Linked DNA regions of Homo sapiens: region 1 is linked to region 2. Evidence: read pairs that join two places in POLR2A ChIA-PET (ENCODE). Cell type or tissue: K562. All regions are shown on one strand. Links, peaks and the distances in the headings refer to the core of each region. The heading gives the core; the rest is flanking DNA.

The links. Peaks named below come from ENCODE experiments on the same cell type or tissue, not always from the same donor. Only the 100,000 strongest peaks of a DNase experiment are listed, where the experiment ranks them.
Region 1: POLR2A ChIA-PET joins it to region 2 with 5 read pairs; 4 of 35 experiments call an interaction of 5 or more read pairs at or near these places.

Annotation. Positions count from the first base shown.
Region 1 is chr9:130,905,398-130,920,229 of GRCh38, forward strand. FIBCD1 (fibrinogen C domain containing 1) reads right to left here. Exons shown (of 7, transcript NM_032843.5): 5 at 6,395-6,491; 6 at 1-16. Among named protein-coding and RNA genes, the nearest start is that of QRFP, 16 kb to the left of the region's middle. RefSeq lists enhancers at 8,908-9,600, 13,502-14,042. In K562, for the core only: a CTCF peak has its summit at 7,763; DNase peaks (open chromatin) are centred at 8,056, 8,554, 9,534, 11,019 and 5 weaker places; H3K27me3 peaks cover 5,000 bases.
Region 2 is chr9:130,839,646-130,854,477 of GRCh38, forward strand. It overlaps ABL1 (ABL proto-oncogene 1, non-receptor tyrosine kinase), which reads left to right. Exons shown (of 11, transcript NM_005157.6): 2 at 14,419-14,592. Among named protein-coding and RNA genes, the nearest start is that of ABL1, 12 kb to the left of the region's middle. RefSeq lists an enhancer at 7,803-8,425 and a silencer at 8,017-8,311. In K562, for the core only: no CTCF peak of the experiment used is centred there; DNase peaks (open chromatin) are centred at 4,686, 6,356, 6,977, 8,466 and 1 weaker place.

The DNA.
Region 1 (14,832 bases), core at 6,847-11,846, 69 kb after region 2:
TGGATCCTCTTGAGCCCTGAAGTTGGGGGGAAAATGGTGGGAGAAGCTGAGGGGCGTAGGAAGCGACTCCCCAGGGAGAAATGATAAATGACAGCTGAGCTCATGCAGTTGGGGACAGAAAGGGACAACCACCAAGTGCGTGCAATCAGCCCTGGGCTACTTCCTTCTTCCTGCAGGCCTGTGTTGGGCAAGCCACTGAGGACCGACAGTTTTCATGTTTGGTTTTCTCTGTTCCCTTTAAGTGGAGCTGTGATGCTTTTCAAACGTTGGGGCTCTGAGCTGGTGGGAAGACTGCAGGAGGCGGGAGGAGGTGGGGGTGACAGCACCCTTACCCAGACTCCAGCCAGAGCCAGACAGACAGGATCTGTGTTCGCATTTTCCTATACCTGGCCTCTGGGCCTTTGCACATGCTGTTCCCTCTGCCAGGATGCTTGTCCCTACTCCTCCTCACTTGGTTACCTTCTATTCATTTCTGGAAGGCTGCCTGACCTCCTGTCGGCGTTGAGGACCTCCTCTGCCAACACATGTGCCCCTGTGGGTATTTATCTTTCAGGGTCCCGGCTGCCTATCTTGTCAGTTTCCCCACCAGTGCGGAATTCCCGTGACAGTGGCATGTCCGACCTAGCCACTGCTGACCCCAGTGCCTGGGGTGGGGCCTGGCACAATGGTGCTTACCCAGCGCTGGCTTAGTGGATGGGAGGGAGTTGGCGGCACCCTCACCCCTCTAGGCCGGCTCTGTGCCCCCATCCTACTCTCTCCCTCCTGCTGTCCCCGCCCCACCTCAACTCTGCCCTGCCCATCCCCGGGGTCTCATGCCAGGCCTCCCCTACCATACACATACGTGCTCAGACTCCCAAGATGCTTCACTGCTGGTGTGGTTACTCTTGATTAAGAGGGCATTTAATGAAATGTTTCACAAGTTAGTAGCAGCGAGTGGTATTCCATCCGCTTCTCCCTCCTGCCTGCCTCTCCCCGGCTCCGCACCTCCCGGGGTCAGTGTGTGCTGGCTGGAGGCTGTGCGGATCCTCCCCCATCCCGCCCGGACAAGAAGCCTTTGGTCCCAGTCACCAGGTCCAGGGACCAGGAGCAGCTACTGTGGGAGGAGTCACAGCAAAGCTGACCGCACGACCCACGTTCCTCCCCAAGGACCTGCCAGGGCATGGGCTTTGACAGCCTAGGGTCTCACCCAGGGTCCCCACCTCCCTGACTCTCCTGCTGCTGAGTCTCAGGGCAGCCGCTCTCCCTCTCTGGGCCCCAGCTCGGCTGGCGCAGGGCTGATGTGAGGGGCCAGGAGAGTGTCATACACAAAAGGGCAGGTGGGAGGTAATCATGACAACAGCCGCCACCTGGACGGCACTCGCAAGGGCCCAGCACCGTTCTCAGCCCTTCGTGCAGATGAGTGAATCCAGTGGAATTAGAGTGAGTCTAATTTAATTACAGAATCCCTGGGCGGCTCTTCTGGCAGGGCTGGCCCGCTGCACACATTATCCAGGTGCTGACTGCTGCTTCCCAAGGCCCCGGGGAAGGAGTGCCTATTACTACCTATTTTATAGGGGAGGAAAATGAGGCCCAGGGAGGTTAAGGAGCTGGCCCAGGTCACGCGGCTGCTGAGTGGCATTGCTGGGATTTGAACCCAGGCAGAAGGGCCCCAAATCCCTGCTGCTATTCAGACCTTACCCAGAACAAATCAGATGATGCAGGAATAGGGAGAGAGGGAGACCGGCCCCCCGGGGATGCTGGAAGATTCCTTTTCCCACCACTAATTGGCCATTGGCACCCAAAGGCCACCATTAGCCACTCCTCTGGGTTGAGTGACAATTCATGAGCGGTGTCCCGGGGGCTGCTAGGCAGGACGCCCGAGGGAGGGGTGGGTGGGGACCTGGGGCCTGGGTCCTCTCCGTCCTTCCTCCAGTCCACGCCACCTCCTCCCTCCCTCGCCTCCCTGCCCTTGCTCTTTGGCTTTCTCCAGCTCTCCCAGCTTTTCCCTGGCCTTCCAGGACCGCTCCCAGCCACGTTAGCTGTTCTTCCCAGATTCCCTGGGCCCCTGATCCAACTCCTTCACCAGCTCCCGGCTCAAATCGCCAAGAGCAAGAAACAGGGCTGATGGCTTGAAACAGACAGGAAACCACTAAGACCCTAAACTTCACATGTCCACCCCAGTGGACTTCCAGCTGGACTAAAGCTGTCAACCTAAAACAACACTAGAAAAACAGAAGAAAAGCCTGGGCGCGGTGGCTTACGCCTGTAATTCCAGCACTTTGGGAGGCCGAGACGGGCAGATCACGAGGTCAGGAGTTCGAGACCAGCCTAGCCAATATGGTGAAACCCCTGTCTGTACTGAAAATACAAAAATTAGCCGGGCGTGGTGGCGGGCGCCTGTAATCCCAGCTACTTGGGAGGCTGAGGCAGGAGAATCGCTTGAACCCGGGAGGTGGAGGTTGCAGTGAGCTGATATCATGCCACTGTACTCCAGCCTGAACTACAGAGTGAGACTCTGTCTCAAAAAAAAAAAAAAAAAGAAAGAAAAGAAAAACAGAAGAAAAAATAGAGGAGACTTAAAAAAAAAATAAAACTAGGAAGGGAAGGAAAGGAAAGCAGGGGCTAAAACCCAGAAAAGATACAAAGAAAAGGGTGGCAGAACTGAGTGCATAAACATCTTAAATTTCTAGGAAATAAATAATAACATGACCCCACAAAAGAAAAAGAAAAAGCTGAAAGACAAATGGCCAGAAGTTAATACCTATCATGTGTTGGACAAATGATCGGTAACCTTAATATATAGAGAGCTTCCATGACTCGATAGGAAAAGACAAAGCACTCATTGAGAGGGGATGGGGAGGGTGGTGCGGCAGAGGAGGGACTGGCGCTGTTGACATTCCTGTCAGGGCTCGTCTGCAGGATGCTGGAATGAGGACCTGCTTAAATGCTTCCTCCCGCATCATCTGCAGCTGCTGATAGATTTCAATTAAGATACCATGAGCACGGGCATCACCGCTGCTCCAGGGGGTGGGTGGTGGCGAGGGCATGCCTTGGCCCTGCCGCCTTGTCCTTATCTTTACCCCCAGCTTGGGGAGCCTGAGGCAGGGTCTCCCCATCTCCCCTCCTTCCACCCACCAGGTTCGGGGATGAGGCGAGCTGGGTTGGGCGCCAGTGTGTAGACCCTGCTGGGGCTCCCCCAACCCCAACACACGCAGGCTTGTGACAAGGGACCTCCCTTTCCTAAGCCTCAACTTCCTCATCTCTAAAAGGAGGGGACGACAGCAGGGCCCCCAACTAGGTGGGTGTGAGGCTTTGGGGACGATGCATGGGAAGCGTGTAGCTGGGTGCTCAGTGGGTTGGGGGTCAGCACGGGGTGTGGGCATGAAGTCCACACGGGGTGTGACCTTCCCTGTTGTCGGCACCCCCTGGGCACCAGGGCACGGCAGGTCAGAGAGGGCCCTGCTCTCATGGGCCCCGGTGAGGAGGGGGCATGGGTGGCAGATCTTGCCCAGGGGCCTCCATGCACACAGAGGGGCGGCCCCGCCTCACCACCCCAACCCTGCCTTTGGGGCCCCCGACCCCCCATCTTCCAGGGGTGTCACTGAACATCCTTACAGGCCTGGAGCCCTCCTGACCCCGGCTGGTGCCCAGACCTGCGCTCTCAGCCTCTCAGGTGGTGCTTCCCGCCAGGCACGCAGGCCCACCCTCTCCTTCCCGCCTAAGCCTCCCTACCAGCTCTGACCCCGCTCGCTCGCAGGGGAGTTCCTCAGATGTCCACACCCTTCTCACCCTCTCCCTCCACCACCAGCTCTGCCCCGCACTGGGGAACTCCCGGGATGTCCTCACCCTTCTTACCCTCTCCCTCCCTCCCACCCAAGGCGCCCCCTCCGCCGCCCCTCGCCCCCAACCCCCACAGCTTGTGGAACTCCCTGGATGTCCGCACACACCCGGGGGGCTTAAGTGCAGGAGGACACTGTGGGGCATTCGAGGCCGCCCAGATGACACTCGGGGCACACATTCCCCAGCACCTGTGCGTTTCATGTATATTCAAAACCTGCAAGGAGTGACTGCTCCCGGGGGTACAGGGTTTCCTTCTGGAGTGAGGAAAAGGTTCTGGACCCAGTGGCAATGGTTGTAATATTCTGAATATACTAAAAACCACAGGGTCATACACTTCCACACAGGGAATTTTGTTGTATGTAAATTATATCTCAAGAACAACCAGAAAAATCCACCTCATTTCAAGCCATAGCCACTTCCCAAATATATATAGGTAGATAGGACCTCAAAGTTGTGATTCTTTTAGGATGTTTTGTTAAGATAAATGTTTTGTTTAGATAAATGAAGTTTTGTTTAGAATATTTTGTTTAGATAGTGAAATGTTAAAAAAAAAAAAGAAATGTTAAGGACTTTCAAAAATTCTAAAATACTGAGTGAATTTAAACATAGGTAATGATATTGACAGAACCTTCTGAGCTCCTACTTTGTGCCAGGCAGGGACTGTGTCCCAGTGGCAGGAAGGCGTGCGGTTGCCTCCAGGCCCAAACAGGAGCCCTGGCTGGTGAGAGGTGACAGCGTGCTGGCAGTCCTCACAGCCCTCCCTCGCTCTCGGCGCCTCCTCTGCGTGGGCTCCCACTTTGGCGGCACTTGAGGAGCCCTTCAGCCCACCGCTGCGCTGTGGGAGCCCCTTTCTGGGCTGGCCAAGGCCGGAGCCCACTCCCTCAGCTTGCAGGGAGGGGTGGAGGGAGAGGCGCGAGCGGGAACCGGGGCTGCGTGCGGCGCTTGCGGGCCAGCTGGAGTTCCAGGTGGGCATGGGCTTGGCGGGCCCCACACTCAGAGCAGCCGACCAGCCCCGCTGGCCCCGGGGCAATGAGGAACTTAGCACCTGGGCCAGCGGCTGTGGAGGGTGTACTGGGTCCCCCAGCAGTGCCAGCCCACCGGCGCTGCACTCGATTTCTCACCGGGCCTTAGCTGCCTTCCCGCGGGCCAGGGCTCGGGACCTGCAGCCCGCCATGCCTGAGCCTCCCACCCCCTCCGTGGGCTCCTGTGCGGCCCGAGCCTCCCTGACGAGCGCCACCCCCTGCTCCACAGCGCCCGGTCCCATCGAGCACCCAAGGGCTGAGGAGTGCAGGCACACGGCGCGGGACTGGCAGGCAGCTCCACCTGCAGTCCCGGTGCGGGATCCACTAGGTGAAGCTAGCTGGGCTCCTGAGTCTGGTGGGGAGGTGGAGAGTCTTTATGTCTAGCTCAGGGATTGTAAATACACCAATCGGCACTCTGTATCTAGCTCAAGGTTTGTAAACACACCAATCAGCACCCTGTGTCTAGCTCAGGGTTTGTGAGTGCACCAATCAACACTCTGTATCTAGCTGCTCTGGTGGGGCCTTGGAGAACCTTTATGTCTAGCTCAGGGATTGTAAACACACCAATCAGCACCCTGTGTCTAGCTCAGGGTTTGTGAGTGCACCAATCAACACACTGTATCTAGCTGCTCTGGTGGGGCCTTAGAGAACCTTTGTGTCCATACTCTGTATCTAACTAATCTGATGGGGAGGTGGAGAACCTTTGTGTCTAGCTCAGGGATTGTAAACGCACCAATCAGCCCCCTGTCAAAACAGACCACTGGGCTCTACCAAGCAGCAGGATGTGGGTGGGGCCACATAAGAGAATAAAAGCAGGCTGCCCCAGCCAGCCTCGGCAACCCGCTCAGGTTCCCTCCTGCGCTGTGGAAGCTTTGTTCTTTCACTCTTTGGGTCCACGCTGCTTTTATGAGCTGCAACACTCACCGTGAAGGTCTGCAGTTTCACTCCTGAGCCAGCTAGACCACGAACCCACCAGAAGGAAGAAACTCCGAACATATCCGAACATCAGAAGAAAAAAACTCCAGGCGCGCTACCTTAAGAGCTATAACACTCACCACGAGGGTCTGCAGCTTCATTCTTGAAATCAGTGAGACCAAGAACCCACCAATTCTGGACACACTCAGCACCACTGGCCACTCTTGGGAGTTCCATGCCTGGTGTCCCTGGCACCCTTGGGCAGGGTGGGGCCGGGTCCTCCTCTGTCCTCCTGCTGCCTGGGATGCTGCTGACCACCTGCCCAAGCTGGCTTGATTCAGGACAGCCAGCAGGTCCCAGGGTGACCCCGGCAGGAAGTGGCCTCCAAGGGCATGTGGGACCCTCAGCCTTTATGAGCACTGGGAGCCCACCCACGCTGACACTTCCGTTGGCAATGTCTGGCCTCATTCCTTCTGAATGCCTGTCACCTTCATGCATGACACCTGTGAGCTGGCTCAGGTGTGCCGAGGCCAGGGAAACCCAGCCCAAACCCATTCAGGGAGCAGCTGGGACCCAACTGTGTCCGGAAGGCAGGGGGAGGAGGCCCACCTGGGCCGGATGGTGGGTGGGGTGCTCACCTAGCCAGTGCTCCCCGGTGAGCCTGCCAAAGCCGTCTCGGTACGCATCCCAGCCCCGGAAGAAGTTCACGGAGCCGTCCTCCCGGCGCTGAAACACCTGCAAAGGGAAGATGGGGATGGGGCGTTGGCACCGACCATCCCAGGACTCGCAGCCCACCTGGGCCCACCCCGCCCAGAGACTCCCCTCACCCTGCTCCCAACCTGCCCTCTCGGGAGGGCAGGGGCCTGGTTGCCCACTTCCCGCAACGGCCCCTGGCCAGGGGCCTGGAAAACAGCAGAGGTTCCAGAGCCTCATGGTGGCTCGAGGTGGGATTAACCAAATGCCCACAGGCCCCCAAGACGGCTCCTCAGGGAGGAATTCCAGGCCGGGCATGGTGGCTCATGCCCGGAATCCCAGCAAGGAAGGCTGAGCCCAGGAGTTCGAGACAACATAGTGAGACCCCATCTTTACAAAAAATTTAAAAATTAGCCAGGTGTGATGGTGGATGCCTGTAATCCTAGCTACTTGAGAGGCTGAGGCAGAAGGATCCCTTGAGCCCGGGAGGTTAAAGCTGCAGTGAGCTATGATCGTGCCACTGTACTCCAGCCTGGGCTCTCTCTCAAAAAAAAAAAAAAAAAAAAAAAAGTGGGGTGGGCCGGGCACGGTGACTCCCGCCTGTAATCCCAGAACTTTGGGAGGCCGAGGTGGGTGGATCACCTGAGGTCAGGAGTTCGAGACCAGCCTGGTCAACGTGGGGAAACCCCGTCTCTACTGAAAATATAAAAATTAGCCAGGCTTGGTGGCATGCACCTGTAATCCCAGCTACTGGGGAGGCTGAGGCAGGAGAATCGCTTGATCCCGGGAGGCGCAGGTTGCAGTGAGCCGAGATCATGCCACTACACTCCAGCCTGGGTGATAGAGCAAAACTGTCTGAAAAAAAAAAAAGGGAATCTCGGTGGGGTGGAGGAAAGCCGGCTTTGGGGGCATCTCCAGCACTTTGCTCTGGGCTTCGGTTTCCCCAATGGTCAAAGAAAGGGGGGGCAGAGTCTTAATCTTTTTCCAGGTCAAAACAAAACTGACCAAGTCTATCCTCCAGTTTTTAAGAACCAAGAGCACCCCCCACACACCCCAGGCTTGGCCTCCAGAGCCCTGTCCCTCAATAAGCTCCCCTTCCCCAAAACAAGCCTGGGGCAGGGGTCGGGGTGCTGGGAAACCGGAGTCCAGGCGATGGCTCAGGGGAGGACGAGGAGCCCACAGTCAGCGGGGTGTGACTTGGGTACCAACGAGCGCCTGGGCTGCCTCTGTTGTTCATTTTAATAACATTCTTGATTTGGGAGTCAGGAATCCCATCGGTTAAATTGCTTTGAAATGAGTACCACGCTGGCCCGGGCCAGAGCTGCCTGGAGTATTTACAGGATCCGCTGACAATCCGTCCCAGCCGGCCTCCCCAGCCCTCCCAGCCCTCTTTCTGTTTAACAAGCTTTATTCTCCTTTATTCTCCCTGCTTTATTCTCCGAGGCAGCGCCCGCGGCCCGGCCGGCCTCCATCTGTGTCAGAGTCTGATGTGTTAGAGATCTGGCTGCGGCACCGGCGAGCTGCCAGTTTCATTACTAAGCAGCCTGATTTCAGTCGCTCGGAACTGCCCGGATGCCCGGTCTGACCCGAGGCGTCTGCCGCGTGAGCGTTTGCCAATGCTCTGAGCCCTGCTCTGAGCCCTCGGGGACGTGTCCGTCACGGCGTTTGGGCAGCTCTGACGTCAGGGAGCTGGAGGGAGATGACACCTCCTTTTTCGTGCTTTGCTACCTCAAACCTGGCCCAGCTCTGAAATCTGAAAGTCCTCAGGAGTGACCGGCTCGGGGTGGAAGGAAATTCGATCAGGCTCAGGGAGATCTGAGGAGCGGTGGAGAGCCGTATTGATGGCCGCATATTGGGACCCTGAGCACGCACCTTTTCAAAGGCCTAATCCTAGCAGAAGCTCAGGCACTCCCCTGAGAAGGCAGCGGGCAGTAGGAGCCTGTTTCCGCAGGAGGAGGGGAGCTAGAGGGACCGGCAGGCCCGAAGCCCCCTGGGATGCCTGGCTGGCATTGGCCGTCGGCTGGGCCTCTGCCCTGGGGACTGGGGACCTGGGCATGCTCAGTGGTGAAGGAGTTCCTGAAGGCAGGGGAGCCCAGTGGTTGTGGATCTGGGTTCCAGGGCCCCAGCTTTGCCTTAGAGAGCCCTGGCAAGTCCCCACACCTCTCCAGGCCCCAGCACCCACGTCTGTAAAGCAGAGATCACAGCCACGCCTTCCTCCCAGGCTATGACCATCCACCGAGAATAAGCTCAGGCCTGGCACATAGTAGGTGTTCAGCAAGTGCCAGCTGGGTGGCTAGCCACAGCACTGAGGCCCAGGCCTGGGCGAGGGCTCCTGCCTCCTCTGCTCCTCTCCCAGACTCTGGCCTCCACCCTCCCCCAGCCCTCCCGAGGGGTCTGTCCCAGCCTCTCATTCACACAGATGTTCCACCGAGCATCTCCTGCCAGGCACCAGCTGCAAAAGCCAAGTCAGTGGATACGAGGTCACGGTTCTGCCCTTGGGGACCTTAGGGCAAAGGAACAGAGGAGACACCCGTGCTCAGGGGACCCCAACCGTGCAAGAGGCAGGACAGACTTGGAGGTTGGGGAGAGAACAGGTCTGCCCAGCAGGGTGGCCCTGGAGGAGGGGCAGGGTCCTGGGCCCTGTGTCAGCCTGCTGGGCGGGGCAGAAAATGCAGGGAAGTAGGCCACAGTGCGGGTAGTGGGGAGACCCCAGCAGCCAGTGGGCGTGCCCAACCAGGGGCAGGTGAGCTGATGTACAGGTGCCCAGCTGTGCCTCTTCCTAAAGGCTCAGAGGAACCATCCAGAATGAGAGCAAGAAGCCCCGGTAGCCCAGACCACAGCCTCCGAGAGGATCCCCCAGGCTCTGCCTCCAGCGCTCACTCCCACCACTGGGACGCCTGGAACCAATGCTGCCATTTACGTAACTCGCCAGACCCCAGCCCTGCCCTGACTCTTCAGGATGTGGCAGGAGGGGCTGTTCCTGCCCCTGCGTCCCAGCTGATGGGATGATGGGCAGTCGAGACTCAGCTCGGGGGCTGCGTGCTCTCTGCGTGCCCATGTCCCTCCCCAAACCCTTTCCCCGAGCCCAGGCACCCCACCCTTACAGGGCCGAAGCTCGGACACTGGCCAGCGGCCAGGCGGCCGTGAGCAGCAAAAAGCGGGGGCCGACTACATCTTGTGCCCTCAGTCCCACGACAGTCTGGACCTACCCTTGCCACCAGCGCCTGAAGGCTAATGTCCTGACACCATGTCCACACTCGTGCTTGGTGGCAGGTCCACTGACCAGGATGGCTGTAGCCTTGAGTGTGCCCCTCTACCCAGGCTTCTGGTGCCAAGAGCTGGTCCCTGCACCCACAGTCCTCAGCCCCCTCTTTCCCACTGCCCTCTCAGTCTGGGTGCCAGTTACAGTGACCCCACCATCCCCCAGGGCTCCTCCTTGGTGCCGATCAATTGGGGTGAGCACACCTGGCCCCCTGCCTTTGCCTCTGCCCAAGGAAGGACACTGAAACCACATACGGCCGGCACTCCTGTCCAGGTAGCCCGAATCAACGCCCACTTAGAAACTGCAGCAATTGGCCAGGAGCGGTGGCTCACGCCTGTAACCCCAGCACTTTGGGAGGCCGAGGCAGGCAGATCTCCTGAGGTCAGGAGTTCGAGACCAGCCTGGCCAACACGGTGAAACCCCGTCTCTACTAAAAATACAAAAATTAGCCGGGCATAGTGGCAGGTGCCTGTAGTCCCAGCTACTTGGGAGGCTGAGGCAGGATAATCACTTGAACCCAGGAGGCGTGGTTGCAGTGAGCCGAGATCGCGCCACTGCACTCCAACCTGAGTGATAAGAGCGAGACTCTGTCTCAAAAAAATAAAAAAATAAACTGCAGCAACTGTCGGCCAACGTGGGCACTTTTAACGTGTGCAGTGACGGATTGCGGACCTGCTCTTAAGGCGCCAAGACACATCTGTGGTCTGGCCTTGAAGAAGTGACCTGCAGACTGACCATGTCCCAGAGAGATGCAGCCGACGTCACCACACAGGCACACGCATCCAGACTCCAGACTTAGCTTAATGCAGAAGGACGTGCATAGATATTTTCTTTTTTCTTTTGACACAGAGTGTTACTCTGTCACCCAGGCAGTGCGGTGGCACGATCTCAGCTCACTGCAACCTCTGCCTCCCAGGTTCAAGCAATTCTCTGCCTCAGCCTCCTGAGTAGCTGGGATTACAGGCACCTGCCACCATGCCCGGCTAAGTTTTTTGTATTTTTAGTAGAGACGGGCTTTCACGATCTTGGCCAGGATGGTCTTGAACACCTGACCTTGTGATCCACCCACCTTGGCCTCCCAAAGTGCTGGGATTATAGGCGTGAGCCACCGCGCCCAGCCTTAGTGCACTGATATTTTCTATCATGTTCTATTCCACTCTATTTGATTGAAAAAATAATGTTGATCAAACCCATTCAGTTGATTTTGCCAGTGACCCACGGAGTACGCCCGCAGTTTGGGAACCACTGACAGCCTTTGCCACGGGCTGTCCTGATTTCTTGGTTCACACCCCAAGTGACTGCCTGTGCCGGGCCCTGTGCTAGGATCTCGGGCTTGGAAACCCTGCCCCGACCTCGAGCCAATGACAGCCCAACGTGGCCTGACTAGTGCAAGTGCCGAGCACGGCCCAGATCGTCAGGTGGGTCCTCCCAGCTTCCCGTGTGGGGGAATGTTTAGTCTGACTCTGAGCCCAGGATAAACTGCAGCTGTGGCTTTGTATTTCTGGCAAACAGCTTCAGCGACACTGGACCTTGGTGACGCCAGATGCCTGGATGTGGCCAAGCACAGAGGGCTTTAATTACACAGCGAGGACCAGTGGGATGGGAGGACAGAGGGAGGAAGTAAGGAAAGGATCCAGGCGTCCACTTCCCCTTCTTTCTGCCCCACCCACCGAACGTGAATCCCCACTAGGCAAAAAGGGGTGGGGAGTCTGGGCGCGGTGGCCCACGCCTGTAATCCCAGCACTTTGGGAGGCTGAGGCAGGCACATCACTTGAGGTCAGGAGTTCGAGACCAGTCTGGCTAATATGGTGAAACCCCATCTCTACTAAAAATACAAAAATTAGCTGGGTGTGGTGGCAGGCGCCTTTAATCCCAGCTACTCGGGAGGCTGAGGCAGGAGAATCACTTGAACCTGGGAGGCAGAGGTTGCAGCGAGCCAAGATCACACCACTGCACTCCAGCCTGGGCAACAGAGTGAGACCTCGTCTTAAAACAAAACAAAACAAAATGGAGGCGGGGAGCAAAAGGTAGGGAAACAAAAATTACTGATTCATTTTCAGGCCAAAATATGAATTGGTCCAGCTCCGGGGGGGCGTCTCTCTTGGGTCCCGGCTGGAAAACGATTGAGTAGAAACACTCGCCGCAGCCGCAGCCTCTTGGGCAGATGCCACGAGTGGGAAGACAGACAGAGAGTGTTTTCTTGGTGCGGATTCTCAGAAGCCCGCCGCCCGGCGCACCTTGGAAGTGCCGCTTAGAGGGGCTCTGCCAAGGGAGAGCTGGGCCCACATGGTCCTGCAGATGGTGCTGGGCGGGTTCAAAGGAAGGAGTGACGGCTCTGGACATGGAGGAAGGAGTGACAGCTCTGGACGCGGAGGAAGGAAGACAGCAGCAGCCACCGACGGCCCTGTGTTGTCAGATGGGGCCTGGGGACCGAGGGAGGCGGAGATGCCTCTGGGCCGCTGCAGCCTTACACTCCGCAGGTTGCATCCCGCCCAGGGCTGCCTCTGCAGACAGACCCTGACCAACCAGCTGCTGCTTTGCCACTGTGCCCAGAACATGCAGCTAGCGTCCTGAGCACTGAGCTGGGCTCTGTGGTCACCCTAGCACCCGGCCAGTGCCGTAGAGGATGACCACGGCCTTCCCCGCCACAGCCCTGGAGGGACGACTGGTGCTCCCATTAGGCAGATGAGAAGACTGAGGCTTGGAGGAGTGGGCAACCCAGGTGCGCAGGGCTGAGATGGCCAGAGGAGTGGGGATGAGAGTGCACGCTCAGTCCCAGGGAGCTCCCTGGGCTGGCACCCAGGAGACCTGAGTTCTACCCAGACTCCAGCCAACAGGATACGTGGCTTCTCCCCTGCAAAACAAGGGCTCCTGCACAGCACCCCGTGTGTGCTCGGGGCTCACAGGGATGACCTTGGCCCTCAAAGCTCACAGCCCCATGAGAGACGACGCACAAGCCAGCAGCCATAGGGCAGAGCAGCTCCCACCCTGGCACATTCCTCCAAACCCCAGGCTTCAGTTTCCTCATCTGTAAAGCTAGGATTATAAAAGCCTCAACCCACAAAGTTTTGATGAGAATTAAATGTGCTGGTGCACAGCATTCAACAGAGCTTGCTGGGAACCCTGAGAAGGAGTGAGTCCCTCTGCTGGGGCAGTTGGAGGTGGTTATCTGGGAGGGCTCCCTGGAGGAGGACATGCCTGGCTGAATGGAACATTAAGCAGAGCCTTGCCAGCTGGGCAGAGGAGCTGAAACCCAAGGAATGGGGGGTGGGTGGGTCCAAACCCTATGAGACTGGGAGAGAGGGTCTCCGATGCCTTAGAACGGCCCCCTGGAAGCAGCAACTGCGGTTTTTCCTAGACTGTGATGAAACTGCTGCAGAAACCAGTTACAGACAGGACTGTCTTGGTTGTGGAGCTGTGGCCTCTCCCAGCCTCCCGGGCTTTCTGATCAGGTGATTCTGGGAGGGGGGCAGAGGGGTCCTGGCAGAGGAGGATGCATGTTTTTAAAGAACAAAGAACTTGGATGTGTGAGCTACGGCAGCCCTTCAAAGGCAGCCCTGGGGCGGCTCTGCGGCATTCCCAGGAGTCTGGCTTTCCCTTAACTCCTTTCTGGACACCTCTGGGCAGTGCCCCCAGGGAGGCCTCTGGGCTCAGTCAGGAACAAGGCAGAGCTGAGTTCAAATCCTGACTACCTCTCACAGGCCACGTGACCTCGGACAGGTTGCAGAACCTTTCTGAGTCTGTTTCTCTCTGCATAAGCCCGCGCAGGGCCGGTGGGGAAGAGGCAATCAAGTCAATGCGTAAACGGACGGCGCACAGTAGGCCTAACCAACATCACCACCCTCCCTGCAGAGCCAGCTGCTGAGCCCAGAAGGAAATCGGACCCACTCCTTGTTTTTGACTGAAAACGGTACCCCCAGGCTTGGCGCCCTGCCGTCATTCCCAGGCTTGGCAGTCGGCGCCTGCCGGCTCTTGGCACAGCACTGCCAAGCTGCCGTTTCTCGGGTGCTGAGCCACGGCGGGCGCGGGGCTGGGCCCTGCACGTGCATTGTCCTGTTTCTGTTCAAAGTTTGAAAAACCCAAACTGCTCCCCACGGAGGCACGCTTTCTTTGCACGATGAACGAAGGAAATGTGAGGGTGTTGTCCCCGGTCACCGGTCACCTCGCCATTATGAATGTGTGTGTGCTCTGAGGACCATTCCCCAGGCAGGGTGTGGGCCAGGCAGTAGCGTGGGGACACTGTGGCCCACCAATGTCACAGCAGATCCCCTGCCACCACTGCCTCTGGGACAAGGAGGGCCGGCCGCAGCTGCAGCCCAAGTAGGAAGGAGCTAACATCTCATCTGTTGGACCCCGAGGTCCTGCTGCTCAGCCTCCCCGGCACAGGGGTCCAGGCTGGCACCTGGGGAGGCCCCAGGAGCTCTTCATCCCTCCCTGAGCCTGAGCCTGCTGTTGGGCTCCTCTGACGTTCTCCATGTGAGGGCAGGATTTTCCTCCCGGCCTAAAGAGCTCAGGTGGGGGGATGTGGGGGCTCCTTTCCAGGGGAGCCAATTACAGGCAGATGTGAACTGGCTGACCTCGCACAAAGGAAGCACCTGGCGGAGAACAGGGCTGCAAAGAACAGGGTTTGGGCCACTTGGCACCGTGGTGTTGGGGGACGTTGGCTGTGCCTGGGAGCGGAGCAGGTAGGTATGGGGTCCTATCATGGCCACTCCAAGTCCCTGCTGAAGGACATGTTGATCTGGACCTCACGTGTGTGACCCCAGCCAGTGACTATGCAATGTTGAGGGCTTGGCAGTCAGGCCTGGGGGGCAGCACTGCCCCCGGCAGATTGCAGTGGGGACAAGACTGTGCGGCAGGGCAGGGAGGCTGGGTGGGGGCGGGGAGCCCAGGCACTGAGGCTGAGCAGGGGCCCTCCTTCCGCCCACCTGCAGGTTCTGGGCACAGCCAGCCCATTCCCCAGGCCCTGAAAGGCAGGCAAGAGGGCCGCCCCACTGGACAGATGAGCAAGGGGCCCTCCAAGAAGGGACGTGACCCTGGCATCTCACACAGCCAGGGGCGCTGGGGGTGGGGGCTGTGGGCTGGCAATGGCTGGCTTCATCCCACTCGGCACCTTCTGAA
Region 2 (14,832 bases), core at 3,618-8,617:
TGACCTCTCTGAGCTTCCGTGTTTTTACCTCTAAGACAGAGAGACCAATCTCTGTTCAGCCACCTTAGAGGATTGTTTTGAGGGTCTATAAGATGATTGAGGGAAAGCTCTGAAACTGGTAAGAGTTAAATGTATGTTTGTGTTATGTTGATACGAGATTCCTCTGAGATGCTCTTTAGTCCAGGCAGGTTTATGGCTCACACAGCGTTCCTAGGGTCTCATTCTTCTGCACAGGCAGGCAGCTCCCGAGCCAGCCAGTCTGGACCCAAATGCCACCTGTGCTCTTGGCTGGTCTTGCGCATTCACCGAGGCTCACTGTACCTTGGTGTTCCCATTTCTAAAATAAGGCCTGTAGTAATCCCTACCTCACTGAGTTGTTGAGAGACTTCATGTAAATTGTTTAGCAGGGAGCCTGGCACAGAACAAGAGCCTAGCAGAAAAGTAAGCTGTTGTTACTTTAAGCAAATATTTAGCAGCCTAAAATGGTGGCTTTACCAGTTTCTGTAATGGTTGAAGTGATGACAGAATTCAGCCAATCCCACCCATAGTTTTTCTTGCTAATAAAGCAGTTTGTTTCTAAGTGTGTTTTGATGCGTATAATTAATACTTCCTGTCCTTGATTTTTGGCTGAAAAATGTCTTCTCTTCCTCGCACCCTCTGTTATTCCCGTAGTGAATATTTTCATTGTGGAAGAGAAATTCCCATTGGCTCATGGTTGGCATTTTATTTCTCCTGTCCAGAGACAATATTTCCACAGCCTCAAACGTGAAAACTGAAAATCTGGTGCCACTTACCACCTTGTAAAATCAAGTCATTGTAATTGTGCCAGTATAATCATTGATCTGAAATAAAAGCAGAAAATAAATCAATGGGTAGCTTTCTTAAATACATAAGAACTAAAGATCAAATGGGATATTGGAAGACTTTAACTTTTCCTCCATAATGGTGGATCTTAATTAAACACACAGAAGAACAATTTATAAAATAAATTCATAGGTTTGTTTGTTCTTTTTTAGTGTCAATTTTTAAAACTATCTCTTTTTTAATTAAAAAAAATAGAGATGGGTCTCACTATGTCGCCCAGGCTGGTCTCAAACTCCTGGGCTCAAGCAATCCTCCCACCTCAGCCTCCCAAAGTGCTGGGATTACAGGCATGAGCCACTGCACCCAGCCTAAAACTGTCTCAAAAGTAGACAGCATAATGAACTCCCATGTACTTATGATGTGGCTTTAACAATTATCAGCTTATAGTCAGTCTTGTTTTCTTACATAATAAAGTTACAGTTTCAAAGCCATTAGGAAGAATAGCTTGCTAATTATAATTACTTAGTTTTGATAGTGTAACTTTGTCCTCAGATGGGTAGAATCGTTACTCTGGAACAGGGGTGTCCAATCTTGGCTTCCCTGGGCCACATTGGGAGAAAAATTGTCTTGGGCCACACGTAAAACATACTAACGATAGCTGATGAGCTAAACCAACAAAACAAATCCCACAAAAATCTCATTTCTTTTTTTTTTTGAGACAAGAGTCTCACTCTGTCGCCCAGACTGGAGTGCAGTTGCACGATCTCAGCTCACTGCAAGCTCCGCCTCCTGGGTTCACGCCATTCTCCTGCCTCAGCCTCCCTAGTAGAGGGTACTACAGGCGCCCGGGGGTTTCACCATGTTAGCCAGGATGGTCTCCATCTCCTGACCTCGTGATCCGCCCACCTCGGCCTCCCAAAGCCCTGGGATTACAGGCGTGAGCCACTGCACCGGGCCAAAAATCTTATAATGTTTTTAAGAAAGTTTGCAAATTTGTTAGGCCACATTCAAAGCCGTCCTGGGCCATATGCAGCCCGTGGGCCATGGGTTGAACAAGCTTGCTCTAGAAATTGGTTTTCAGGCCGGGCGCGGTGGCTGACGCCTGTAATCCCAGCACTTTGGGAGGCCGAGGCAGGTGGTCACCTGAGGTCAGGAGTTCGAGACCAGCCTGGCCAACATGCTGAAACCCTGTCTCTACTAAAAATATAAAAAATTAGCCAGGCGTAGTGGGGAGTGCCTGTAATCCCAGCTACTCAGGAGGCTAAGGCAGGAGAATTACTTGAACCTGGGAGGCAGAGGTTGCAGTGAGCCGCGATCTCACCATTGTACTCCAGCCTGGGCAACGAGCAAAAACTCCAGCTCAAAAAAAAAAGTTGGTTTTCAAATCCTTCTTTCTTTACCATGTTACACCATAAATATTTTTGTTATATTGCGTGTGTTGAGTACTGGTGATAGGGAAGACAGAGAGAAATAGGTGGGAAGGAGATAGAGAGAGAGAGAGGGAGGGAGGAAGGGGAGACATAAGGGGGAAATCTATAGAGACAGAGACTGAGAGACAAATACAAAAAGGTTGAGACAGGAAAGGGAAAAAAAAACAAGCTGGGAGGGAAGGAAGACTGAGAGAAGGGAGACAAAGAGGAATAGGATGGCCAGTGGGGCTGGGGTGGGTGGGTACAGAGAGAGAATGAGTGAGAGCAAGAGAAGCGCAGGAGACAGATGATGGACAGGCAGCTGATGTATGGATGGGTAGCTGGAGAGAGAGGCCATCAGTAACTTCACATCTCTCTGTTTCCATTTCCTGCCCTCAAATGCCTTCATAATAGAGTCTACGTAATAAGGTTATAGGGATTCAGTGCAGATGAAGTGCTGGCACTTGATACGGGATCAGTAAGTATTAGCTATTATTCTATCACATTAAGTTGCATAAACTTTAACCTCATTACTCTTAAATTCTCTATAGAAACCTAGTCTTTATCTGTCTTACAAGCCCTCAAATTTAGCTAATAGCGTTGTTCATTGAATACCTTAAAATTGTATTTAAAGACAGGCCGTGAATACAATTAGGCATTGCTTTTTGAAGCCAAAATACCATGAGGGTGGGGAGGGTCATGTTCATTTACCCAGATCAGCAATAAAAATACTAATGGCTAACAAGGCTTTCTGGGGAAATTGCCTGTCATTGGGTAGCCCAGTGCCTCTGGTGTCAGCTGACCCCGGAGTCCATGAAGACATGTTAAAAGAAGAGGAAATGTGAATGCTTTCAAACCAGCCATGGCTGGCAGCAGAAGGGGAGGCCTTTCAGTCTGTTGCAAATGGCCTGTGACAATAAAAATGCCTTTGTGGGTATTAGCAGGCTGACTGTGGACAGTCTGGATCTGCGGCCACTGCAGGGATTCCTGGAACCTGTTGGGAAGGTGTCCGGCGAGCTCACTGTGGTGTCTGTTAGGAATCTGGAGCAAATCCTATTTCTTTTGAAAGCACAGAGAACTGTGTTTTTACATTATACCTTTAGGATTTTGGCCATGGTTTATATTTCAGTCAAAACAAATCATTATGTTCCCTAGGCTTTTATATAGGTTTTCCTGGTCAGGTTGCATTTGTTTTTCAACTTTACTATCTGTCATTATTGCTGCTCTTATTACAGGTTAACAGATTATTAAACTGCACTTTTCAGTACCTTGTAGCTAAAGACAGACAAGTGCAGGGTGTTCCACATCTGAGTTCACCCAGCAGTGCTGTGTTGTTGCGTTGCACTGAGCAGGCACAGAAGGCTCTGAGATATGAGAGACTTGGTCTCTACCCCAGAGGAGTTTACATTGTTGTGGTGGCAGAAGAGAAGGCGTGGCATAAGAGAAGACGCGGTTGTTCTGTAGTGAGCATCCCAGTGTCAGGTGCCACAGTTGGCATCCATGCAGAAATTCTCTGCATGCAGGATTCATTGAGCCCTCCCGACAGCCCAACTAGGTTGATGCCATGCCGTTGTTGCCCTGTTGTGCAGTTGAGAAACTGAGGCTCAGAAACAAATGTCTTCAAGACATGCTGGTGCTGAGGTTTGAACAAGGCCTGTCCACCCAGAGCCCATGCTTTTTGTACTGCTGGGGACATGTGAACAGATTGCTTACTGGGTGATAGATGCAGGGTGGTGATAGAGACAGACACCAGGTACCCAAATGGGTTAAAGGAGAAGCATCCTGTTGTGGGCGAGGTGATGGGGAGGAGGAAGGACCGGTTAGAGAAGGTTTATGGGAGATGGGGAGGCCAGGAAGAGCAGAAGAGGCTGGGGAACGAACTCTAGGGAGAGTAAATGGCACTTGTCACAGTGCAGTCAGGAGAGGCAAGCAACAGGAGGCCTGGGGGATCTGAAAGGAGTTTGGAGAGGCTGGAATGGAAAGCAGGAGTAGAGGGCCAGATGCTCCCAGTCTCAACCCTGAAGAGCCTGGCATGCCTGCTTCAGGAGCTCAGACTTTTACTATAGTGGTGGAAGGAATAACAACCCCAGCCATTTTTTGAGGGCCTGTGCATGCCTAGGCCCTCAAAAACATGTCCCATGTTAGCTGCAAACTGCCAGCTACCCTGCAAAGCACATCATGATCCCAGCATTGCCCCCGATGACACTGCCAGTAAGTGGTAGCTGACCATTGGGAGACAGGGCCACCTCCCAAGCCCATGCTCTCTTCTGCCTCTCGGCTGGCAGCCATCTCTAAGGGATTTGAAGCAAGAGAGTGACCTGGTCAGGTCTGCATTTGAGAAAGATGGCCCTGATAGTAGGGAGTGGAGGTGGAATGGCCAAAGGGGGACCCAGCCAAGGGCGTGGTAGAGCATGGAAAGGACAGAAGTGATGAGAGATTGAGGAGGAAAAGTGCCAAGATGCAGGGTGGGAACTGACAGAGGATGACTTCCAGCCTCAGTCCTGATATGGGCGTCAATGGCAGGTGTTCAGAATGGCCTTGAAGATAGTGGCATCTCTATTTATGAGTGTCTTTGTACTCCATTTCCAGTAATTGGAGACTTTTTCACCGTAGATTCTTGGAAGGTGACACAATTTTTTTTTTTTCCTTTTTGGTTGAGGGAGGGGGACAGGGACTGTGTATCTTCAGAAAGGTTAATATTTGAGGCCAAGGCAGGCAGATCACTTGAGGTCAGGAGTTCAAGACCAGCCTGGCCAACATGGTGAAACCCCGTCTTTACTAAAGATATAAAAATTAGCTGGGCATGGTGGTAGGCGCCTGTAATCCTAGCTACTCAGGAGGTTGAGGCAGGAGACTCACTTGAACCCGGGAGGCGGAGGTTGAAGTGAGCCAAGATCGCGCCACCGCACTCCAGCCTGAATGACAAGAGTGAAACTCGGTTTCCCCACCAAACAAAAAAAGAAATACCTAGTTTCTACCAGAGACAGTCACAGGCACTGTACTTCTACTCTGGTTTGTTACCTGTGTTCTTAAAAAAATTAAATGCTACATTTTAGTAAGAGGTTAGTGAAATAAAATTTTAATTTTTCCCATCAGAGGACATGGAGCCCTTGAATTCTATCCCAGACTCCCAGGGTCTTCCAGGTTAACAAGTCCTGCACTAAGGAATTGGCTCAGTAAAACCTCAGCATTCTCACAGGAAGAGCCTAAAAAGGAGACTGGGATAAATTAGTGAGAGGTCCAAATTATGCAATTTTCTTTTAAAATAAATGCAGTTTTATTACTTTCCACTTGTAGCCATTATAGGCAGTAGATTAAATGAGTTTCTAGAGAAACCTCCTTTAAAAATAAAGTTATTTAATTAGTCCAAGGTTTAAATATTTCCCCTGGAATCTTTTACATGACAATGTCTTAGCCAGACAATTTTTAAGAAACAAAATTCTCCATCCTAACTCCTATCCCCATCAACAGTCCAAATCTTAACCTTTCTTTTTTTTTTTTTAGACAGAGTCGAGCTCTGTTGCCCAGGCTGGAGCGTGGTGATGCAATCTTGGCTCACTGCAACCTCCACCTTCCGGGTTCAAGCGAAACCCCTGCCTCAGCCTCCCGAGTAGCTGGGACTGCAGATGTGCACCACCACGCCCAGCTAATTGTTGTATTTTTAGTAGAGACGTGGTTTAGTAGAGACGACCTCCCAAAGTGCTGGGATTACAGGAGTGAGCCACCACACCTGGCCAGAAACCAGGTGTTTGATATCAGGTGACGGTTGTGATCATTGTTCGCACCACTACTTTGAAATGACATAGTTGCCACTGGACCTTGTTATTTAATGTGCGAATAAAGAGACAGTTATTTAAGGCATTAATAAGAGCTATATTACAAGTTTTTAAAAGTCTTTTGAGGACTGTTTCAAAAAGTCTTTTGAGGACTGTTCTCCTTTGCAATCCTCTGTAAATGCACCATTGCATTCCAACCCGGGCAACAAGAGCAAAACTCTATCTAAAAAAAAAAAAATTCATCCACAGGACAGCGCTGGCCTTCCGTTAGACTTTTGCTGTTGAGTCTGTAAGTTTTCAGCAGCTGTGTTTCTCCAAGGAGCGGGGCTACTGCTGGTTCTTTACGTCTTTCCCCCACTGCCCTGCCCCTCCCTGCACCCTAGCAGCTGACACAGTGTTTTGGGATTTGAAGATAACACAAAGGCTGTGTTCAGTTAAACGTATGTCTGTGTGTGTGTGTGTGTGTGTGTGTGTGCTTGTGTGTGTGTGTGTTTTAATAATTTTAACTTCTCTGGGTGAAGGTGTAAATTACAAAATAAAGGACCATGTAGAAATAGATAAAATGACTTTCATCAAGCTCAAAATGTGGGAAATAATACTTTTCCTCTAAGCTCATATTTTGAAAAGTTGTTTGAGACTGTTATAAAATAACTTGAGAATAGTCTGAGCATGATCTCATCCGCTGGAACGGAGTATGAAATAAAACACGAAGCCTCTTTTTAGAAGGATCTGTTTTATAGATTTTTAAATTACAGAGATTCCTTGAACTGGAGGATAATAGCGAAGGACCCACAAAGGAAATATGAATAAAGCAGCACAAGTTTAAATAATTGAATGTGAGCAAAATTAAAGGGAACGTTTGTCACGTCTGACATGCTCCATCCTCCTGTCCCCCCCACACTGAACCGTCTCCAAGAACCTTCCGGAGAGCCCACAGTGTGAACAGTAATGAATGCTCCATAGCTGGCCGCCTTGCACTCTAGTGGGAACTATGATGTTGGGCACAAGTGCCAGCAGGAAGGTGGGAAGCTTCCCGGGGATGTTTTTCCTGGAGGTCAAGTCCCCCCTTGGGCTGTGAAGTAGCCGGTACTGGGGTTCATGGGCATTTCCCTTCCCTGACTGTTCGCCAGCGTCTGGCACAGCACCAGCAGCCCCTGGAAGTCTAGGCCAGATATGCCATGTCCGAGAATCTTTTGTAAACATTTTTCATCAGTGACTCACAGCTTTGAGAAAGGATTATTTTTATATAAAACGATCTTTCAATTTTACTTTAAAGACCCAAACCATTTTCTTAGAATACTGTCTAAACAAGTTAATCATGCACAGATCCAGTGAATTCTGTGGCCTGGTTCTTATAAAATTTCCAAATAATTTTATACTGTCATAGACAGAGCCAGAGCTTTTTAGAGGTTTGAGGCATTTTTTAGATGTATTACTGTTCTCGGTGCTCAACTAGCTAATTAGTGATTTTTTCTGAGTTTAGTTGGTGAGTGGAAACCTTTTTGTTAACATTATGACAAAATAACAATATGGTTTTAAGTGGAGTGAGAGGCACTTTTGAAGATCCAGATCTTAGATCCAGATCTTAAATCTGTTTAAAGTATGACTCAGAAAGGAGGCTGCAGAAAATGTTCACTAAAAAAATTTAAGAATAATAGCAGATGCTAAAATTTATTTCCCAAGACAATAGCCAAAAAGATCTGCTGGAAGAACAGAAGAAGGGAACTAGTTGGGGCATCTTTTTTTTTTGAATGAAGCCTTCAGCCTTCTTTAGGGGAATCTTGCTTCCTGACAGAGGGACCGGTGGAAAGTTTGTGTCTTAAGCAAGAAAGATTTAAGTACATTCTGCAACTTTGGCCTTGTAAGCTGTGATCATTTTTAAGGTTGACGAGCATAGTTCACTATGAAATGAAGCAAGTAACTTGGCATTTATACATTGTGAGTCAATTTTGACATCAGCCTGGATTGGGAATTGACTGGAAGGTTTTGGTGTTGGACTGTGGCTACACTTCAGTGTCTCGGTCCAGAGGCATGCATGAGCAATACTTCCCTTTGGGCTTTAGCCATTAATTTGTGGAATAGAGCAAGAACTGGAGAGGAAAGTCGAGAGACTGCCTTGGATCGCCTGACGTCCTGTTGAATCAAAAAGCAGTGGGAGGCCCTTTCCTTCCTAACAAAGGCCTCATCCTCTTGCATAACATTCCCAGCATCTGTCGACATGTTCGGGACCATCCCACTTTAACCCACACTTCAAGTGGATGGCCACCTCTGGGCGGGGATCTGCATTCTGCTTATTCCAGGTGTTTTCCAGGCCACTTCCCCGATTATGTAACTTTGATCAAATCCAGATGCGGCAGAATGTTTGATAGAAGAGGTCAAATGGCATTTGAGAAGAAAAGCATTTCTGTATTCATGACTTTGGTTTAATTTCCTGTGTGGGCCTGGTCTGCCAAAGTTGTATGCTCATGGCCACGAGGTTGACGCACCAGAGGGAGGCACTCAAGTGCCTTTTCAGGACAGCCTGAAGGAAGCCTCCCTCCCCAGCATGCTTTTTCATGTTAAATTATCAATTATGTAAGTTTAGGGCCAGGCGCGGTGGCTCCTGCCTGTAATCCCAGCACTTTGGGAGGCTGAGGTGAGTAGATCACTTGAGACCAGGAGTTCAAGACCAGCCTGGCCAACATGGCAAAACCCCGTCTCTACTGAAAATGAAAAAAAAAAAAAAAAAAAAAACTTAGCCAGGCGCAGTGGCTCACATCTGTAATCCCAGCTACTCAGGAGGCTGAGGCAGGAGAATCACGTGAACCTGGGAGCTGGAGGTTGCAGTGAGCCTAGATCGCACCACTGCACTTCAGCCTGGGCGATGGAGTGAGACTCCAACTCAAAAAAAAAAAAAAAAAAATTTCAATTGGCTTCTATTAAAGCTTTTTTATGTTTGTCATTGTTTTCTAGTAATAACAACAATCCACATTTTTTGTGAGAAATATACCATAATATAGAGAAGTATAAAGAAAATGTAAGGCCAGACACGGTGGCTCACGCCGATAATCCCAGCACTTTGGGAGGCTGAGGCAGGCTTATCACCTGAGGTCAGGAGTTCGAAACCAGCCTGGCCAACATGGTGAAACCCCATCTCTACTAAAAATACAAAAAAAGTAGCCGAGTGTGGTGGCGGGCACCTGTAATCCCAGCTACTCAGGAGGCTGAGGCAGGAGAATTGCTTGAACCCGGAAGGTGAAGGTTGCAGTGAGCAGAGATCACGCCATTGCACTCCAGCCTGAGTGTCAAGAACGAGACTCCGTCTCGAGAAAAAAAAAAAAGAAAAGTAAATTTAAAGCACTTAAAATCCCACCACCCTGAGTTAACTACTGTTCACAGTTTGGTGAAATTCCTCCTCGTCTTCTATTTTTTCATAGTTGGGACCATGCCTATATACTGGAATGTAATATAAACACTTAATATATTATTGCGAGTATATTCTCAAACTTAAATATTTTTTCCAAAAATATTTTGAGTGGCTTTTAAAATATATCCTATTTTATGCATGCAGCATAAACTAACTTATCCTGTGTTGATAGATATTTTGTACTTGCCCTTTTCTGTGCTGTTGTTTAAAATTAGTGTATAGAAATAATTGTGTTGATCACTTAGGATAAATTCCTAGAGGTAAATCAGATATTAAATTCTTTATAGACTTCTGGTTCATATTCCAGTTGCCCTCAATTTATACACCTACTACTAGCATTGTATGAGAGTGCCCGTTTCTCTGAAATCTTACCCACACTGGCTGTCAGCGTCAAAAAGATGTATCTGCAGATTTGGCAAGGAATTTGCATTTCAGTGATTATTATCAAGCGTTCACACACTTTCCATGTTTAATGGTAATTTTTTTTGTTTTTTTTTGAGACGATGTCTCACTCTGTTGCCCAGGCAGAGTGCAGTGCCGCGACCTTGGCTCACTGCAACCTCTGCCTCCCAGGTTCAGGTGATTCTCCTGCCTCAACTCCTTAGCAGCTTGGATTACAGGCATGCGCCACCATGCCCGGCTAATTTGTGTATTTTTAGTAGAGACGGGGTTTCACCATATTGGCCAGGTTAGTCTCAAACTCCTGACCTCAAGTGATTGCCCGCCTTGGCCTCCCGAAGTGGTGGGATTACAGGTGTGAGCCACCGCACCTGGCCTTTAATGATAATGTAAATTTTTTGTGAATTGTTTATTCGTGGCTTTGCCCCATTTTTTCCATAGTGGAGGGATTTTTCTTTTTCTTGTTGGTATGTAAAGTCCTTGTGTGTCAAGAATGCTCTGCCTCACAGTTTTTCTAATATAATGACAGTGGAAGCTCGTAACTGGCTTCCACTTGACTGACTTGCTAAATTGACCGGCACTCTTCACTTCCTTATAAAACATGCCTCCATAGTCCCTGTGCCCCATGGCACATGGGATGGGGTAGCCACACTACCACTGTCTGCTGCTGCATATGTTCCTGTCCACAAGAGCCAGTCATGTTTGTTTCCAAGCCTGGTTCTTTCAGATATAGCTGTTGTTGTAATTACTTGGTTGATATGAAACCAATGAAATGCAAGTGTGAAAAGAGAATTGTTTCTAGGAAAATTAAGATGAATGCTTTAGAAAGACTCAGTAAAGGAAGATAAATTTAACAAATTACTACAGAATTAGGTGTAAGACAACAGTAAATGATTGGAATGAATTACAGAAATCTAGAAAGCTTTGACAGTGGGAATGCGTAGTGAATGGCTCTAAGTTCTCCCTCCATCTGTAGGAAATTGAAGCTGGAAGTGAGATGATATATTCATTATAGGGAGGACTTACAGAAGAAAACATCAAGCTCTAATCACATGTCCACATTTCGTTTTGTTTACTTATTTTTTGAAATGGAGTCTCACTCTGTTGCCCAGGCTGGAGTGCAGTGGCATGATCTCAGCTTACTACAACCTCTGCCTCCTGTGTTCAAGCGATTCTCGTGCCTCAGCATCCTGAGTAGTTGGGGCTACAGGTGTGCACCACCACGCCCAACTAATTTTTATATTTTTAGTAGAGACGGGGTTTCGCTATGTTGGCCAGCATGGTCTTAAACTCCTGACCTCAGGTGATCTGCCTGCCTCGGCCTCCCAAAGTGCTGGGATAACAGGCATGAGCCACCGCACCCAGCCCCACATACCTACATTTCAAAGGACAGTCTTTGGCCCTACAGTCAAGACTACCAAACCAATGTACACTAAATGGGGGTGGGGATCACGTTGTTGTTTTTTGTTTGTTTTTGTTTGTTTGTTTGTTTGTTTGTTTTTTTGAGAGAGTCTCGCTCTGTCACCCAGGCTGGAGTATAGTGGCGTGATCTCGGCTCCCTGCAAGCTCCGCCTCCCGGGTTCACGCCATTCTCCTGCCTCAGCCTCCCGAGTAGCTGGGACTACAGGTGCCCGCCACCACGCCCAGCTAATTTTTTTGTATTTTTAGTAGAGACGGGGCTTCACCGTGTTAGTCAGGATGGTCTCGATCTCCTGACCTCGGGGATCACATATTTTAATAAAATTGATAATCCCTAATAGTGATGGCGCTAGGTGTACTTTTAGAGCCAATGTAAATAGTCGAGAAAGGGGGCCAAACATATGACTAAGCTTCTTCTACACTCTAGGAGATGTCAGTATTGCAAGATCCTGTTCCTTGAAATTATCTTTGCCCCCCGCCATTCAGAAAAATTACCAAATATTGTAATAATGTAATTTAGGACTTACCCTTTCAGAGAAACAGTTCCTGAAGGTTGACTTCAGTTAGTAGTACAGAAGCGAGACTTGAAGCTCTTCATGGTTTATGTTCTGTTGGTTTATCCCAAAGAGATGTTTTAGAGCACATTCATTTCTGAAAGTTCTCGGTCATGTTTCCGGAAGTTTGATCAGGTGGGTTCTTTTTCTTTTTTTAAAAGATAATTTTTTTTTTAAAGATAATTCAGAATCAGTCCCACCCCTGAGATGGTATTATTACCCAGGAAAGAATGCGTGAGGATCCTCTAAATCCATAGAGAAGGAAAACTAAAACAATTTTGTTACCATTTGTTTGGCTCAAGCATCTGGTAGATCCTTCAGTTCTTTTCAAATTAGAATTTTCCTCTCTTTTTCTTTTTTTTTTTTTTTTTTGAGATGGAGTCTTACTCCATTTCCCAGGCTGGAGTACAGTGGCACAATCTCGGCTCACTGCAGCCTCACCTCCCGGGTTCAGGCAATTCTCCGGCCTCAGTCTCCTGAGTAGCTGGGATTACAGGTACCCGCCACTAATTTTCATATTTTTGCCTGGCTAATTTTTGTGTTTTTAGTAGAGATGGGGTTTTGCCATGTTGGCCAGGCTGGTCTCGAACTCCTGACCTCAGGTGATCTGCCCACCTCAGCCTCCCAAAATGCTGGGATTACAGGGGTGAGCCTCCACGCCGGGCCTCTCTTTTTAAGATAATAAAAATTACTAAACATCATAATGACATGATTTGGGATTACTCTTTCAGAGAAACAGTTCCTAAAGGTTTACTTCAGTTAGTGATTTTTATTTTTATTATTTATTTATTTTTTGAGATGGAGTCTCACTCTGTCTGCCAGGCTAGAGTGCAGAGACGAGATCTCAGCTCACTGCAACCTCCGCCTCCCAGACTCAAGCGATTCTCCTACCTCAGCCTCCTGAGTAGCTGGGACTAGTAGCTGGAACTACAGGCGCCCGCCACCATGCCCGGCTAGTTTTTTCTATTTTAGTAGTGACGGGGTTTCACCGTGTTGCCCAGGTTGGTTTTGAACTCCTGAGCTCAGGCTCAGGCAATCTGCCTGCCTCAGCCTCCCAATGTTCTAGGGTTACAGGCATGAGCTACTGTGCCTGGCCCAGTTAGTGATTTTTAAATTGTAGTTCCTTAAATGAGTATTTTGGATTTCACTCCACAATGTTCTTCAACTGTAAGATCTACTTGAGGTTATTTGATTTGCTGGTTTGCAAGAACTCGTCTACACGTTGTCTTTATCACAAAGAAATTCTGGAGCGTTTGAGCCCTGTTCAAAAAAAAAAGGCAAGAAGAAACTTCAGGAACAAATAACCTATTTGACCCTGTAATGAATAATATTCACACATTTTCTAATTTAAGAGCTGTTGATTGATTTCCAACTTTTAGAATCTGTTTCAGACAAAACATGGAAGTTTAGTAACAGTTTTTTCTATTCTGTAATAATAATTGCCACAAGGTTAAAAAAAAAAATTTACAGAAGAACATATTTGAGGGTGGTCGTGGGGGCAAGAAAGCTGGAAGGACGGGTGGGGTGTGTTAATAGCCTTGTCTTGTGAAGTAAGTCCTCAGAGACGCTGTCCTAGTTGGAAGAACAGGCAGTGAAGGTGTGCGTCTGTTACGGAGAATAGGACTCCAGTGATCTAGCTGGTACTTAGAGAGGTGGGGGTGATCACCAAAAAAACAGCTCTGCCTCTGGGAGCGGAGAGGACTGGGATAGAAAGTATTTGTCTTTCATTTTAAGCCCTTCTGTACGATTTGACTTTTCTTTTTTTTTTTTTTTTTTTTTTTGAGATGGAGTCTCACTCTGTCACCCAGGCTGGAGTACAGTGGCACGATCTTGGCTCACTGCAACCTCCGCCTCCCAGGTTCAAGCAATTCTCCTGCCTCAGCCTCCCAAGTAGCTGGGACTACAGGCACCTGCCACCATGCCCGGCTGATTTTTGTATTTGTAGTAAAGACAGGATTTCACTGTGTTGGTCAGGTTGGTCTTGAACTCCTGACCTCATGATCCACCCCCGGCTTTTTTTTTTGACACGGAGTTTCTCGTTACCCAGGCTGGAGTGCAGTGGCGCAATCTCTGCTCACTGAGACCTCCACCTCCTGGGTTCAAGCGATTCTCCTGCCTCAGCCTCCTGAGTAGCTGGGACTACAGGTGTGCGTCACCATGCCCGGCTAATTTTTGTATGTCTAATGGAGACAGGGTTTCACCATGTTGGTCAAGTTGGTCTCAAACTCCTGAACTCAGGTGATCCACCCACCTTGGCCTCCCAAAGTGCTGGGATTACGGGCGTGAGCCACCATGCCCGGCTAAAGCAAGAAATTTTCATTGCATATTTTAAGCAAAGGCAAATGCATATGTGGATAGACTGTTTTAATTTGACTAAAGTCATATTGAATCCATGAATTTTAGAAGCTCAAACTATTGGGGAACAATAATTACCACCTTGGAGTGAAAATACTTAATTTCCACAAGATTTAGTAAAGGAAGAGTTTTTTAAAAACCACCTTAATGATAATAGTATGTACAGATGTTAAGAAATGAAATAGGAATGTGTAATGTTGGAAACACAAATATTTTTGCTTCTGAGAATAAAACTAATTTTTTCTCCCAATTTTCTCTTCCTTTTTCTTTTTTCTGTTCCCCCCTTTCTCTTCCAGAAGCCCTTCAGCGGCCAGTAGCATCTGACTTTGAGCCTCAGGGTCTGAGTGAAGCCGCTCGTTGGAACTCCAAGGAAAACCTTCTCGCTGGACCCAGTGAAAATGACCCCAACCTTTTCGTTGCACTGTATGATTTTGTGGCCAGTGGAGATAACACTCTAAGCATAACTAAAGGTAAAAGGGTTGTGGGCAGCTAGTGGTGGTTGCAGGAGATAGAAATCTGGGAATTGCGGTTTGACCTACCACCCTTTGCTCGTTAAAGGAGCAGCTTTGAAATCTGGACTGCAGGGATATCCAAAACAACAACTGCATGTTTCTAAGGGAGTCGACTCTCCTTAGAGGAGTTCTTGTACAATAGCCCTGGGCAAAAACAGAACTTGCCCTATTTTTTATACTGAAAAGGACAGCTGGACA